Linked DNA regions of Homo sapiens: region 1 is linked to region 2. Evidence: read pairs that join two places in POLR2A ChIA-PET (ENCODE). Cell type or tissue: PC-9. All regions are shown on one strand.

Region 1 (4,000 bases), 370 kb before region 2:
ACCATTTCTAATCAACTTGGTCCTGTTTCCAGGGTAAAAACTTTCCAATGCACTCCCTTAGACAGGGCAATTGCTCTAAGACAGCTCTTTGAATCAATGAACTAAAGTTTGTCTGGCGATACTTCTTTAGTAGACATTCAGGCAAAATCGAGTTTAAAGACTGATTTTATGAACCCAAAAGACTAAATTGATCAATGCTAACTATACACCTCAGTGACTTTCGGCAAGAAACTGCATATGATGCTGCCAAAGTGCCAAATCTGGCACTCGGCAGTCATCCACTAAGATGATTCTTTGTGCCATTTTTAGAAATCAATAGACTATTTTTTGGCCAGGTGCGGTAGCTCATGCCTGTAATCCCAGCACTTTGGGAGGCTGAGTCACTTGAGGTCAAGAGTTCAAGACCAGCCTCGCCACCATGGTGAAACGCCGTCTCTACTAAAAATACAAAAATTAGCCGGGCATGGTGGTGGGTAATCCCAGCTACTTGGGAGGCTGAGACAGGAGAATCACTTGAACCTGGGAGGTGGAGGTTGCAGTGAGCTGAGATAGTGCCACTGCATTCCAGCCTGGGTGACAGAGAGAGTCTCCATCTCAAAAAAAAAAAAGAAATCAATAGGCTGTTTTTAAATGTAGATCAGATGAAACATCGATGGTAATATTAAACAATAAAAAGAAGAACAGATACTATGTTGCAACTTATAAATAAAAAAAAAAACACTCTGTAATGAGCTTAATATACGTAGAAAACTATTCAACCAAAATTTAAGTAATTAGGTCAGGTAGTATTATTTAGATAGAATTTATACATTCTTTTAATTAAGTCTGATGAGATGTTAAATGTTATACTCTCTGGTAATTTTTTTCAAAAATAAGGCATTCTCCACTGTTCTATGTGTCTTCATGATCAATCTACCTTGAGTTGCTTAAGGCAAAAAGGATTAAAATATTAAGAATGAGGCAGAAAGTTAATCTACATTCAATGACTACTTATTTATGAATGAATGAATAAATGACAGGGTCTCTGTCGCCTAGGCTGGAGTACAGTGGCGCGATCTCGGCTCACTGCAACCTCCACCTCCTGGGTTCAAGTGATTCTCATGCCTTAGCCACCTGAGTAGCTGGGATTACAGGCGCGCGCCATCAGGCCTGGCTAATTTTTGTATTTTTAGTAGAGACGGGGTTTTGCCATGTTGGCCAGGCTAGTCTCGAACTCCTGGCCTCATGTGATCCATCCGTCTGGCTTAAATGACTGCACGTGTAAATTCAATTAAAATTAATTTTTTAAGATACAGAAATGCCAATTAAACATTTGCTACATAAAAATAAGAACATGTTTGATATCTTTAATTTTAAATCATTTTTATGTAACAACTATCCAAAAATGATTCCTTCAAACCTTGGTTATATAGGATTTCTTTTGTTCTTGATGGGAAAATACCTAGTCGCTACCAATTGCTATGCTCCCCTTTTGAGTACACAAGTATTCTTTTGTTGTCTGAAAAATAATCTTAAGTCTATTGCAAATCTAACTTTCTATTCTCACATTAGACCTTTAAAATCCTCATTATTTTATGAGAATTATCTTTTAGGGTTATAGTTTTTACAATGCTAAGTAAATTTATAATGTTAACTATGTAATATAGTGTTTCAGCTTCTGTTTGTAAAAAATTATATAGTCCATCAAATTACCTCTGACAGTAATTCTAAGAGTTACTAATTTCAGTACTTTTTAAAAACTAAAGTTTGGGGACATTTCATTATTGCCACATTATAACACCAATATGGTAAATTTGTTGAGACCAGTGAGCAACATGGTGAGATCCCATCTCTACAAAAAATAAAAAAAAATTAGCTGGGCATGGTGGTGTGTGCCTACCATGCCACACACCAGCTACTTGGGAGGCTGAGGCAGAAAGATCGCTGGAGCCCAGAAGGTCGAGGCTGCAATGAGCCATGATCACACCACTGCACTCTAGCTGGGGCAGCAGAATGAGACCCTGTCTCAAAAAAATAAAAATAATAAAAATATGGTAACTTTATGCTGAACAACTTAACCTCTAGTGGAAATTTCTTCAGATAAATGTGAAATCCCAAATTATTTTGACATTTATTTCTATCGTATTTGTGACATTTTTCATACTCACCTTTTTTAGATGGCTTGGGTGGTACAACTGGGCCAGGTTCTATGTTGTCATAAAAATTATTCATGGCTTTTGGATCAAAGTTTCCTATAAAGAAAGTAAATTCATCAGGCATTTAAGAACTCTTTTTTCCTGTTATTTGATTTTTTTTTAAAGAAAATATGTAAATAAAACACATAAGAAGGGAAAAATGTTTTCCAGGATTTCAAAATTCATTACATAATTCTGTCCTCCCAATGAAATTGTGTTTTCATCGCTGTGAGAAAAGACCCAAGAAAACCACTACACAGATGTATGTCTACAATGTATTACACTTAAAGGAATATTTTTCTAATTGTAAGGCTAGTCTCCTTAGGCAGGATTAGGCATGTGGGGCATTTGGGGAGATAAATGAAGAAGAGAAATGAAAGGATGGTTGAACTGTTTTCTCTTTCTGCTTGTTTTGATTTTTAATGAACAAACTGTGAGAAAGAACACTTAAATAATGAAAGCTTACTTTCATATTTATCATAATTTACCTTAAAAATTCATTATAAATTGAACTACAGAAAAAGCCAAATATAAACATTTACAAGGATTAATCAAGTTATATTTTGAGACTACTAAGCAACCTCAATAAATGTGAAATAACATCAGCAGTTTATGTATTCTTATTTTCAAGAAAAGGAGAATCTTACACTAAGTGTTAAATGTTTCCTACAGATTTATCAATGATAAAAGGTGCCAATTTCAGAATAGATAGAACAATACCTGAGAATTTTGTCTTGCCACAAAATTTTCACCTGTCTGTCTTCAAATGTTCATTCCCTGGTCTAGTGTCTGTATTTCAGCCACATCTCCTGCTGTGTCTCCTCCAAGGTTGGTTTTGGGTCCTGCCTTCACTTCTGTGAACCTATCACTGTGCTCTGCTTGTTCTAAACGATTACAGTTAACTGTAGCCATACTTATTTATAGAAGATGCTGTATGGTACTAATACTGATAGTTTAAATATATTAAATCTCTTCATTTCCAGATCTACTTTTTTTTTTCCCAACAAGTTTTCCTTACCAAAAATCACAAAAAAGCTGGTTTTCATCAAGTCATGCACTGATTTGCATCTATTCTAAATGCTTATTCCCCTGCCTCCCCCCGTCACCACCGAAAAAGGTTTAGATTCCTTCCCTAGCTTAAAAGTTTAGATTGGAAACTCAGTATAAAAAGTTTTCTGCAGTGTGGAAGAGTAGAATTTAGTATAAAATGGATACATTTAGATTCGTTATGAAAAGAGATTTAGAAATGCCTAAGTATCCCAAAGAGCTCATTGTCCAATGCAGACAAAAAACACAGCTCTTTGCTTATAAAACCTTAATAGTGGTTTCCCTTGCAGGCCCTTTCACAAATGTTTTATCCACTTGAATATGCTGTTTTAAGATAATTTTCTGAAAATAATTGCTGTGATAGCTCATAAAAGCCACAGTGCTATTTGATGTATTAATTGAATCTTTTTATGCTTTAAGAAGCTGCATATGTATTTCTTCAATTACTTGTTACAGCTCATGTTCTAATTTCTAGATCACAAAAGGCTTACTATAAGTATCCTAACCAAATGTTTTACTGTTTGTTTTGCTCCAAAGACCACACAAGTAAAAGAAATTGATGCAATCTTCTAAAATATAGTAGCAATAGTTTATGTAACCCCTACATCATGCATAGTAATTCTTTGATTGCTTCAAGTTAGTGGGCTATAGAGTGACTAGGCTTCTGAAAATGACTTTAAGGGTACCTGACTAGATTGCTCAATTCTCACATTCAAATTTGCTTCTGTCTGTTGTTCAGATAATGCCGTGTCTTTTGGGTTCACCTGCCACTAATCTTT
Region 2 (4,000 bases):
ACCTATGGAAAGCCACCTTGGTTTAAGTTGGTAAGCAGAAGAATTACTAATCTTCACCAATCTACTTTGGTTACTAAAGCAAATTACCTACTTTGGTCATGGAAGCCAAAAAAATTACCAGCAACTAACTGCTCAGCCCTCTTAAATGCTCAGATCTTCATCAGATTGCCCCTTATTGAAAGAAAATTAATTACTTCAGGCCACATAACACATAATATAGAATATAAATGTTTATCTCCGTAAGAAAAATATCATACTCTATTAAACAACATTCAAATATATGATCTAAAAAATAAATTTATAAATAACCTGTTGCTATATCAGTGTTTTAATATAGATTGCTTTTATTTGCATAGCATTTTCTATATTTGCATATAGAAAACTGAAATAAAGCATTTCACATAACAAATTTATTAATAAGCTAATTTTATCCATGGGGGAAAAAAAGGAAAAATAAGAATGAAAAGTTTTCCATTTTGTAGAAAATGTCTTTCAAGACATGGAATCAATATGAATGCCCATCAATGAGAAATATGGTACATATACACTATGGAATACCATGCAGCTATAAAAAAGAATGAGATCATGTCTTTTGAACACGGATTAGCTGGAGACTATTATCCTTAGCAAACTAATGCAGAAACAGAAAAGTAAATACTGCATGTTCTCACTTCTAAGTGGAAGCTAAATGATGAGAGCTCACGAACACAAGGGAACAACAGATACTGGGGTCTTGAGGGTGGAGGGTGGAAGGAGGGAGAGGAGCAGAAAAGACAACTGTTGGGTACTGCGCTTAACCCATTTATGCTGGAGGCTGCATATTACTTTTTGTGAAAATCAGACCTTGGCGATGACCTTGAGCAGTAGGATAGGAATAATTCCCACAAGCTTAGTGTTCCAATAATGGAACACTAGGCATAAATGGGTTAATACCTGAGTGATGAAATAATCTGTACAACAAACCCCCGTGACGTGAGTTTACCTATGTAACAGACCTTCACATAATACCCCGAAACCTAAAATTAAAGTTAAAAAGTGTCTTTCAATAGTTTTTTGGCTTCTTATTTTATTACGGAAAGCTACTGGCCCTTAGATATTGGTAAAAAGAAAAAGGAGAAAATATTTCAGAATAATTCGCCTATTAGCACTTCAAAATCACAAAGGATAGGTCCCAATGGCGGTTATTTTCGGTGAACAATATGCTCAACTTCCAGCTACTAAAATTTATTAAATCCCTCAGTCAAAAAGAAATCCTGGGCACTAATGGACTAAACAAATTCCTATCACTGGAAAATTTTCTTATCTTTCTCCCTCTTAAGAAAAGGTAGATCAAAATTTAACAAATCCACTTTATACAGCAACTCAGGTCTTCAAGGAGTTAAAATTGTCACCAAATACTTTTCAGTCAGGTAGAAGGAAGTTATACATTCAGAATGCATTCACATGTCATCTGCAAAGAAAACAGTGCCAAAATATATTTGAGGGGAAACCTGAATACAAACTCTTATCAAAACTAATGTGAACGTAGTTCACAATTGAAATCCGACATGTTCAAGGACTTGGTAGATGACTATGATGAATGTAATAGTCAGGTGGTCCTGAAATTTTAAAAAGCAATACCTTATCAAAATAAGAAAGAAAAAAAGGTATAAATTTTAGTTCAAAAGGTAGTAGAAGTCTACAACAAAGGTAAAAGGCAAAACAGTTGTTTTGCAACTCTTTTCAGAAAACCTTCCCAGATTTCCAAATGGGAGTATGTTCTTGATTGGTGAAATGAGGCATGTAATAATTTTGAGATCTAAGAAGAATTTAGGCAAAATTAAGACCAATTCCTTCTGCTCCCTTCTTCAATTGTCTTCATTAAGCTCAAGAAAAAAAAAAATCAGAACTGGGGATATCTCCCTTGTGTGCAATCCAAAACAAACAATTGTTCTCTAAGAGAGAGTGATGAATGGAGGCGCCAAACTGAAACTTCATAAAATCTTATTAAAAAACAAAAGAAAACGAAAAATGTTCTCAGTTTGAGAAGCTAAGTTTGCTGTATTAAGGGCTTGTTTTCATTTTGTTTGGCCTATCAATTCATAATCTTCTGCAAAAGTGTCCTAAGTATCAGCTAAGACCATTCTGATCTGGAGACAGGTGTGCCAGTATCTCCAGGAGCACAGCCATGGCCGCCAGTGAGAGGAAGCCACCCCTGAAGTGCATGGAAGAATTCCAAAATCCATGGGCGAGAAAGGGAAAGAACCAAAGGCTATATGTCGACTCATTCCACTATTTGCAAAATGAGTGTCTCAGGGTTTTGTTTGTTTTCTAATCTGAGAGCAATCTACATTCTGGCTCTTAACTCCTAGCTTATCAAAATATTTTTCAAGTCATAAATGCAAAAATGATTTATCACAGGAAGAGCATTAGGTCCACAGCTTCCAGGGCCCTGTTGTAATGCTAATTACACTTCACCATTCTGTACGCTAAGCCTCCTGTGACAGAGCCCGGGAAATAAAAACATGCCATACGTACGTATCATAAACATTCAGCAGCCAGTTCAGACACATATCCACGCAGAGAGGGACGTTGACCAAATTGTTGTGCTCTTGCTCCAGGCGGTCATAAATAGTGGTCAAACAATTAATAATCTGCAGGATATCCATGGGCTGGTCATTTTGCTTGAGGTTGTGCTGGTCCAAGGCATCACATGCAGCTGACAGGCTCAAGAGATCCACTGCAAAAAACAAATAAAATCACAAATGACTCAAAGAGTAAAACCTTCCTTTCAGTGTCCTTTTTCCTCTGAGAATCCTAGCTAGGACTCTCTCATACCCTTTAATAAACACCAAACGTGAACCACACTCTCTTTGAAAGGTGTTTTATTTTTATGCCTCGACTCTAAGTTGATGAGTTTGATCAGTATTCAGGATCTGAAGTTGTTCTTAAATCTCACTGGCATTGGGTGAAGATATGGGCAAAGATATAATTCCCATCCTTGGATTACTGGGGAATATCTGAGAGTTAAGGGGACCTAGCCTGTTCTACATAAACAGAGTCAATTGTCACCTGAATAAGAAAAAAAAAATGTTTTAGCAGAAATTTTTAAAGAGATCCGATGATACTTTCTTGTATTAGCATTAGAGAAGATCTGTTAGATTAATCTGTATGGCTAAGGTTGTGTAAACTCTATTTCTAGCTATGCATTTATAATCATTAAGCGCTTTTCTCCTTGAAATATCAGTCACCTCAGCATCTCTCTGCTACCCTAATATTAGGTGAAAAAAATACTCTCCACTAAAATTTTCTATAGGCAAACTAAAGTAATTGCATAATCTATCCAGTTTTCAGACCTGAGGCTCGCTTATTTCTCCTTTCACCTTCAAATTGTATTTCATAATATTCTTTCTAAGTCCTCTAACAACTTTATAAGGCTGAGGGAGGAAAATTCCCTTGATCTGAGGAGGTGTTTAATCTTATGCTGGGGACAAAAATTTAACAAAAGTGAAACTTCAACCTTGTCCAACATCAGCAAATCACAAGCTTTATTCCCAAGTGTCATGAAAAGATGCATTTCTCTAAAGCCAATTTATTAGCCAAACTAGAAACACAACAACATTGCTTTTATACTACCTTATACACCTAAGCTCTGGTTGGAATTCTCAGTCCTTTGAGGCAAGGAATCAATGCTAATTAAGTAAATCTCTCATGCATCTAGGGGGAAGGGGCAATTCAATTATAAATGTAGTTCACATAAATAGAGGTAAATCCCGCTCAGTAAACACCTTTCCCAGTAATAAAGAAATGCAAACTTAAGGCTTTAGTATATTTTACAAGTTATTCATGGCCAGTTCTAATTAAATATTAAGAAAAAAACAAAAATAGTGGTTAATACCTATGTAGGTTTGTGCAAAAATACTTTTCCACCTATATTGCGCACACATTTTTCTCTTTTAAAAAAAGGAAAACAGAAAATCCTGGAGTTTCCCCAGAAGCATGAAACAGACATGGTGGTGGA

The links. Peaks named below come from ENCODE experiments on the same cell type or tissue, not always from the same donor. Only the 100,000 strongest peaks of a DNase experiment are listed, where the experiment ranks them.
Region 1: POLR2A ChIA-PET joins it to region 2 with 5 read pairs; 2 of 35 experiments call an interaction of 5 or more read pairs at or near these places.

Annotation. Positions count from the first base shown.
Region 1 is chrX:30,840,819-30,844,818 of GRCh38, forward strand. It overlaps TAB3 (TGF-beta activated kinase 1 (MAP3K7) binding protein 3), which reads right to left. Exons shown (of 11, transcript NM_152787.5): 9 at 2,148-2,231. Among named protein-coding and RNA genes, the nearest start is that of TAB3-AS1, 8.2 kb to the left of the region's middle. In PC-9, no CTCF peak of the experiment used is centred here; no DNase peak of the experiment used is centred here.
Region 2 is chrX:31,206,981-31,210,980 of GRCh38, forward strand. DMD (dystrophin) reads right to left here. Exons shown (of 79, transcript NM_004006.3): 65 at 2,518-2,719. Among named protein-coding and RNA genes, the nearest start is that of FTHL17, 140 kb to the left of the region's middle. In PC-9, no CTCF peak of the experiment used is centred here; a DNase peak (open chromatin) is centred at 2,341; H3K27ac peaks cover 897 bases.